2 separate regions of the Homo sapiens genome follow, and region 1 is linked to region 2. A link is an interaction called in ENCODE POLR2A ChIA-PET data of the cell type or tissue named here. Cell type or tissue: PC-9. All regions are shown on one strand. Each heading gives the region's core, and the rest is flanking DNA. Links, peaks and the distances in the headings are about the cores only.

Region 1 (4,408 bases), core at 215-4,214, 370 kb before region 2:
TTTTGTATACAGAGCATTGTATTGCATGAGAAAAGTATAAATTATTCATGTTAATGTCATAAATATTCTGTCTTCAAAGCTCAGTATTTTAATACTTAGAGCTCAGTATTTTTTAGTATAAAGCTCTGCTGTCCCATATGGTAGCCACTAGCCACAGGTAGCCATTTCAATTTAAGTGGAAAAACATTAAATAAAATAAAATAAATAATTCCTTAGTTACAGTAACCACATTTCAAGTGTTTAAAAGCTGTAGCTAGATGTGCTAGTGACTACCATATAAGATAGTGCAGAATTATAGAACATTTTAATCACTGCAGAAAGTTTTATTGGCCAGCCCTGGAATAATCAACTGTTTCTAGTCTACAGATTGTTCCTTGATCCACATTAAATTATTCAGGCCACTATAATTGTATTGGCTTTAGTAGATGATTGCCTACCAAACCTAAATAGTATGTAAATGCATGTAAGAATCTTAATGTGGTTTCCAAATTTTCAAACTCAACTGTATTTTTTTAGCCCTTTCCCAGTTCCCCTTCCCAGAGGCAACTCATGTTATCATTTTATGTATTCTTCCTGAGATTCACAAGAATAGATCTAGCACACTCATGTACACAAACATACCTTCTTATATTTATCTTTATCACTTGGATGACAGAATATGAGTTGTTCCACACATTGATATTTTCCACTTCATACTATATTTTGAATATCACCCCATATTAATACATAAAGAGCTTCTTCATTCATTTTAAGACTGTATGGTATTCCATTATGTGAAGGGGTGTGTGTGTGTGTGTGGTTTTAATTGTTTGCTGTTATAAATAATATTGCAAAAAACTTATATATGTATGTTATTTCACATGTTTAAGATGATGTTTATACAATAAATTTCTGAAAGAGAAATTGCCATTTCTAGGTGATATTCATTTGAAATTGGCATGGATATAAGCAAATTTATCATAATAGGAGTCATACCAATTTATACTTTGACTATCAGTGTGCCTGTTATCTCTACATCATCGCCAAGGGTACATTATCTGTTTTCTTGCCAATTTTATAGATGAAAAATTACATATCAATACAATTCTAACTTGAATTTTTCTTCTTATGAATGCGAAAGGCAGCTTTCATGTGTTTAATAATAATTTCTTTAAGTTTTTGACTGTCAAAGGAATATTTCTTTATATTTGAAGTCCTTTTAACTGGGATATGACTCATGTTGACCCATTGGGGTCAATATTCTCAGGGACATGATGTGTCATATCAATATTTAACTTCAAGTCTTCTTTAATTTTAGAAATGTTTTCTTGAATTTTATTCTTATAAATTTATGCTATTTAATTATTTGTAGATTTCTTCTTTGGCGACTTCAATTATGCATGTAATCCCCTTTATCTATTCTCCCTGTCAGTTTCTCTTGAATTGAAAAAAAATTATTATTTCCTTTTTATTTTCTTACATCATTATTTATTCCTATTATTGTGTTTTTAAAACTTCCCGTTTTACGTTTCTTCCAGTTTTGTCTTCATTTATGTGTTTTGTTTCATTTTTTTTCCCGAGCTCTTTTGTTCACATTTTGTCTCCTCTTTCATCAGCATTTCATCTGTGAACCTTTATATTTCTGTTTTGTCTCCTTTTTTTTTATAGGGATAATTAATCCTTTAATTCAGAGGGGCTATTCATGATGGTATATTTTGGTACAATTTTTATCTGTTATGTGCTAATTTTTTCTAGTGGCTTTTCTTTTTTGACTTTTATTTTATATATTTCTTTCTGCATTTTTCTCTTGTCAAAATTTTGTATAGAAATTTTGCTGCTTTTTATGTTCAGTGTTCATCTTTGAAGGAGGTAAAATTTCCCTGGATCAGGTATTGATAGGAAATTGATGTGCAGAGGAGCGAGCACAGAATCCCAGGCTAACTGGAGTTTTCTTATCCTTGGGTGTGTAGGAAGTTCATATAGCATTTACTTCTCCCCAGCTTTGGGATTGTTTACAGTGTAAGGTCTCTCGTCTGCCTTGCTGCTGCAGAGACAGCCAGCTTCCTGGAAATATAGCTTGACTATGTGATTTTTGTTTTTAGCTCCACCCTTATTTGCTGCTGCCCCCAGTGTGTGTACCATTGTCCAGCTGTTAAAAACAAAGGATTTAGCAACTGGGACTCAGGTTGTGTTCTTCTCTTTCAAGAAAATATCTTTACTGTTTTTTCCCCCTAGACCTACTGCTGTGAGTCCCTCCACCTGATTCTTTCTGCACTGCCCTTAACAAGACGTGAACAGTCCTCTAGACCTATTTTGTAGTTTGGCACTTCAGCTGTTTTCTATTTTTACCAAAAATGAAGTTTGCATTCTGAGTTTTGATTTTATTCTTAGGAAAGAAAGACAGAAACACCCACCTTCCACCACCATCTTTAAAATAGGAACCTCATGCATTATTTTGTGGAATACTTTGTATTTTTTTAACTTTTCCAAAAACAAACAAACAAACCCTAAGGTATGAGTCATAATATTTCAGCCTTTACTGATTATTTTATTTTGATCAAGGCTATGATTTTCAGTTGCTTAACAGACACTTCCTTATAGAAATTCTACCAATACATCAAACTTTCACTTTTTAGAGATAAATTCATCCTCGTTTTTTTCTACAAATCTATTTTTCTAGGATTATGAAACTCCCTTTTAGCAGTCTTCAAAGTTTAGCTCTTTTATATTCTCCTCACTCCACATATTTATAATTAATTAATAACTTTTGTAATAACTAAGGCATTTATCGAACCTCACTATACATAAGGTAGTGTGCAAGGTGTTGGATAGTAATGGCCTTGGACTTGGATTAAAGGTGTTTCTCCCCTGAGTTCTTAAGTTTTTAAGGATCCTACATGTCATAAATCTACATTAAAAATTATTTAAAAACTCATAGGCATCTCTTTCACTTAGGATCCAGAGCTCAGTACCTGCACAGATGTTCTTATGGCCCAAGGAAATCCTTCTCCACATCTCTTGCCCTATTACCTTGAAAGAAAAAGTGGCTGCCCCAAATCCCCAAACGCCATGAACATTGAAGGATGGTGCCCCTGTCCATGTTGCATTTGGATGCCTCTTTGGAGTATCAGGAGGATTTGAGCAGTGGAAGCTCTTAAGAAAGAAAATACAAATTATTTTAAGAAGAAAACAACCCCATCAAAAAGTGGGTGAAGGATATGAACAGACACTTCTCAAAAGAAGACATTTATGCAGCCAAAAGACACATGAAAAAATGCTCATCATCACTGGCCATCAGAGAAATGCAAATCAAAACCACAATGAGATACCATCTCACACCACTTAGAATGGCGATCATTAAAAAGTCAGGAAACAACAGGTGCTGGAGAGGATGTGGAGAAATAGGAACACTTTTACACTGTTGGTGGGACTGTAAACTAGTTCAACCATTGTGGAAGTCAGTGTGGCGATTCCTCAGGGATCTAGAACTAGAAATACCATTTGACTCTGCCATCCCATTACTGGGTGTATACCCAAAAGACTATAAATCATGCTGCTATAAAGACAGATGCACACGTATGTTTATTGCGGCACTATTCACAATAGCAAAGACTTGGAACCAACCCAAATGTCCAACAATGATAGACTGGATTAAGAAAATGTGGCACATATACACCATGGAATACTATGCAGCCATAAAAAATGATGAGTTCACGTCCTTTGTAGGGACATGGATGAAGCTGGAAACCATTATTCTCAGCAAACTATCACAAGGACAAAAAACCAAACACGGCATGTTCTCACTCATAGGTGGGAATTGAACAATGAGAACACATGGACACAGGAAGGGGAACATCACAAACTGGGGCCTGTTGTAGGGTGGGGAGAGGGGGGAGGGATAGCATTAGGAGATACACCTAATGTAAATGATGAGTTAATGGGTGGAGCACACCAACATGGCACATGTATACATATGTAACAAGTCTGCACGTTGTGCACATGTACTGTATAACTTAAAGTGTAATAAAAAAAGAAAAAATTATTTTAACTTGTCATATTCTTTCTCTCAGCATAAATGCAATAAATTCAACTATAGCAAACTACCAGTAGTGCTAGCATCTATTTTATGTTGCTTCTGATTTACAGTTCATGGCTCAGGAAGTACTTTTAAATTAGCACATTATGTGTCACTCTTGCACATGGAGAACAAGGAACATTTTACAATATTAAATAATTCATAGAGCTTATAAATAAACATAGGTCTAGCTGTAACACAGTGGAGCCAATTCTTTAATATTAGCAACTAAATGGATGTTGATCACTAAAATTTCAAATAGTTTTATTTTTATAAATGTATTTCATAAGAATAAGTGGCATGTTTTTCAAAATTAAATGACAAACTTTAGATTTATAAAATAATTATAAATTT
Region 2 (4,408 bases), core at 204-4,203:
GAGATAGGGTCACACAGATAGAAATAAAAACTATCACTTTTATGAGGGATTGAGTTCATTGAAAAGTACACACAAAGTATGGATCCATGTTTAAATGGGTTTACAAATTCTTTTTCCAAAACAGCTGTCCAATGTATGTACAGGAGACAAATAAGTGCATTTTAGGCATGAGCCACTTTTTAAAAGATCCCCGATTGGGCTAGGGCATATATGCTAGGTTTCTTCTTCCACCTTGTTAGTTAGATAGGCCATTTGTCCCACAGGAGAAGTAGAGAGAGAAGGGATTAAAGCTTGCATGACCTCCTCCAAAGAGAAAGCTCCTTTCCTATGGGCTCAGTTAGAAAAGGAGGAGGAGAGAATGCTCATAGAATATATTTCTTATGTTGAACTTTTATATAATTGAAATATAACTGTTATTTGCCTATCAATATTCAGTTAGACCTTCAAAGGTCAGTAACAGCAATAGAATAGGCATTATTTCACTCAGGAAGGAAACTATTCAAGTTGCTTGCTTTTTCATCATGATTATCCTAATTTTAATAAATTACTTTAATATCAATATTAAATTGCCCCAGGAATGTTTTTACTAAAAGCCATAATAAGCTCAGAGTTACCATGTTCCAGTGTACTCCTGTTTATCAAGTTTTGATAATTGTATGAATATTTTATAATAACTGTTTGCACTGTATTAACTTTGATTTCTGCTGATAAAAAATAAACTATAGGTGGTGCATATTTAATAAAGTTCTCTTAGTCTAGATATAATATGCCAAAAACATATATTCACTATTACATATTATGTCCTTAAATATGGTATAGTTTATAGCTTTACAGAACAGTTTTTCAATATATGTTTTATATTAACTTAAAATCCAAGAACTGGCCCTTCCTATCATCTCCTCCTTCTTCGTAAGGTCTAATTGGTATTGTTCTAGTGTTTTGAACTTCAGCTGTGTCTATGTGATGCCAACCAATGAAGACAGCAAAAACTAATTGGTATCTTTTGGAACAAGCAGTGGATTTATAGAGACTAGAGTCTCTGTTAACTGTTCCTAATCGTGTCATATGGCTTTATTCAGCTGTTTCTCTTAGTTTATAATGTTCACTATAAAAAAAAACATAAGTGGTGTAGAACAAGCAGTTCATTTTTAAAGAATACTAAGCAAAGGCAGAAGGCAGTCTGCCTTTACCAGAAGCTTCCTTACACAAAGTTTGGTGACTAAGATTAGTCAATAAAACTTTTGGAGATGTGGGTCCCCACAAATTAATTTTCTTGAGTTATAAAAAATGAAATCAGTGGTTGCTAAGCCATATGTGACTTGGTAGATGAAGACTTTCAAGTTGAGCTGAATTTGGGACAAGATACTCAGTTTCGGAGATTCACTAGAAGTTCTCTGTTTACCTTCCATTCTTAAGGTCAGAAAAAAAATCAATGTAAATGTCAAAGAGAAAGTTCTTATATAAACGGGCTCCATAATTAATCATTTCATATTTGATTTTTCTTTTGTTACAATGATTCTATTTTAGTGTCCATATATAATCAATTAACTCAAATATATAAGTTTGATTGAATCAAGGCGATAGTCGAATAGTCACTGATTAGCTTCATTTATATACAGGGATCATCTTAAGGATTTGACTCACAGTTGATGGCCCAGTATATTTGGTATTTAAGTTGTCTGACGTTGTTAGCTTTCGAACAATTCAGAGTCTTCAGTTTCTCCTTAAACAAGCGAATAGCTTCTTTTTATAGTTGTTTTTTTTCATAAAGTATAACAAAAATAAAGAATGTCTCAAGACAACATGGCCCGAATGTCTCAAAGACTATAAACTGATATTTTGAGGGGAATTAAGAACATGTACTCTCAGTGTTTCACTCTCCAATCCTGCAATGGCTTCAGAGAGAAAATATAGTAGCTTATTTCATATAACTAAAAGTGTAACACTATATGACATATAAACTGGGGTTTTGGAAGAAGAGAGTTCATAAAACTCTTTTGGGTGGTTATGAAAAATGCAATCCTATTACTGGGTATATACCCACAGGAATATAAACTGTTCTATGATAAAGACACATGCACATGTATGTTCACTGCAGCAACTACTCACATTAGCAAAGACATGGAATCAACCCAAATGCCCATCAATAATGGACTGGATAAAGAAAATGTGGTACATATACACTGTGGAATAGTATTCACCCATAAAAAAATCATGCCCTTTGCAGGAACATGGTTGGACCTGGAGGACATTATCCTTAGCAAACTAACACAGGAACAGGAAACCAGATACCACATGCTTTCACTTATAAGTGGGAGCTAAATGATGAAAACACATGGACAAATAGAGGGGAACAACACACACTGGGGCTTATTGGGGACAGGGAGGGTGGGAGGAGGGAGAGGATTAGGAAAAATAACTAATGGGTACTAAATTTAATACTGGGTGATGAAATAATCTGTACAACAAACCCCCATAACACAAATTTACCTATGTAACAAACCTGCAAATGTACCCTTGAACTTAAAAGTTAAAAAGAAAAAAGAAAACTGCAGCTCCCTGGCCCCAGAGATTCTGATTCAGCAGTAGGTACTTTAAAAAACTTTCCCAAGAGGTTCTGAGTTTGGCCAACACTATTGCAAACAATTAATACAAATATGGTTGGTGTTCTTACATATGTGCCTGTTATGAGCCATAGGTTTATTTGGCCTCCAGCATTGAGATTTAAATATTCCAAATACTGATTGGTGGATGCCTTGTCCTTTGTCTCAGGGCATGGCTCTCCTCTTCCACTTTGCTGGGTCCAGTGAAAGAACAAGCTGGCTCTGGAGCTCATGTCGCAATTTTATTTTGCTTTGTACTTGAAACCGTAGAAGACCTTTCTATCCTTTTTAACTTTAGAAAATTGTTCATTTTCACCTTGCTTTTCCTCAGGGAGCCAGTATCTGGGGAGGTGGAATCACAGCTCAGGGCAAGGAAGCACTGGCTGTCTCCCCTTTAAGGAGGGGCTGACCCATCCAGGAAAAGGGCTTTCCCACAAGTTGACCAGAAAAGTTCACAAAACCAAAACCTCTTTTTAAAGGACGAATATCTTCTGGCTCCACAAATACGGATAGTCTAAAAGATGTAACTTGTCACTAAACATGCAACAGAGAAAGGAAAACTAATAAGCAACCCAAAGAGGTTTCCTCCCGGCCTTCCCAGGACAGATGTTGTTTCTGACTAAATGATAATGAACAGTCAGCAAGCAACTCACCTATAAAATGCTGAAACCATTATCCAAGGAAGTACAAATTTCCGTGCTAAAGAAATGTGACTGTTTGCATTTCTTTATCTACAATCTCTAAGAAAACTTCCTTGGGAGCCAAATCTCTTAGTTAGCTTATACCAAACAGAAAGGTTTTACTTGTGGCAGTTAGAGAGAAAAGAGGGTTGGGGCAGCAGACAAGTAAACCAGAAACTGGATTTGCCCCAGTAGGAAAAGCCATTTGTTTTGAGAAGCAGAGATCCACAGGATATTTGCAGATATAAAATTGAAAATTTGGATTGACCTTTCTTCACATTTTCTAGAAAATCATTAGCTTAATCTCTGATATATGCAATGCTTTTTCTAATCCTTTGAGACATAGAAGAGAAAGAGCAATGCAAAACTGGCCTTGCATTGTTCAAGATGGGGAGAAACACAAGTGCTCTGTACAGAAGTAAGAGGGAATAAATCATGCAGTTCACGTCATTCTTCATCTGGAAAACACTCACATGTCTCTTTAAGGACAAAGCTGCCTCTGGTCCAAATATCTGGTCTTTAAGGCCACAGATTCCTAGAAGAGCAGAATGTGCAGCCTGTTCAGGAGCACACTCAGATGCTGCATAATAGCTAACAGTGGGCAGAGCCCTCGTGTCTATTCAACCACTAACTTCCATCATCACAGAACCCTGTGTTCTCAGGAGCTCCATTATGTGACTGCTTATAACACAAAGGATTGAATAGTTACTGCTTCCTCTTTGGTGTCTAAACTCTGAGTTGTAGTTTTTCTGTATATTTGTGGCCGTGATGTCCTGACTGTCAGAAAGTGACTTTAGACAGGCACCATCTGTACCATGTCTAGTCTCGAGTGCTGTTGGTCCAGTCAGTGTCTCATGAGTGGGGAGGTGGGAGCAGCAAATGGCACTATTCAATTAACTCCTTAGGCCAGGTATTCACCTCAAAGTCAGGCTGTGGCCATGGAAACACTGACACTATTAAGCTAAAAGTTAAAATTAAAACTCCCAATCTGAGTCACTGAAAAACCCTAATGCAATTAAATGGGCAACTTTAAGTGCCTAAAAACTAGATCACTATTTTTATTAGTATGATCTTTAAAAAAGAATGCAATATTTTCTTTAATGTAAAGGGCTATTTAGTAATGCA

What was found. ChIA-PET counts read pairs that join two places held together with the same protein. Peaks named below come from ENCODE experiments on the same cell type or tissue, not always from the same donor. Only the 100,000 strongest peaks of a DNase experiment are listed, where the experiment ranks them.
Region 1: POLR2A ChIA-PET joins it to region 2 with 6 read pairs; 2 of 35 experiments call an interaction of 5 or more read pairs at or near these places.

Annotation. Positions count from the first base shown.
Region 1 is chr5:57,807,182-57,811,589 of GRCh38, forward strand. No RefSeq gene overlaps it. Among named protein-coding and RNA genes, the nearest start is that of LINC02225, 90 kb to the right of the region's middle. In PC-9, for the core only: no CTCF peak of the experiment used is centred there; no DNase peak of the experiment used is centred there.
Region 2 is chr5:58,178,788-58,183,195 of GRCh38, forward strand. No RefSeq gene overlaps it. Among named protein-coding and RNA genes, the nearest start is that of LINC02101, 59 kb to the left of the region's middle. In PC-9, for the core only: no CTCF peak of the experiment used is centred there; no DNase peak of the experiment used is centred there; H3K27ac peaks cover 373 bases.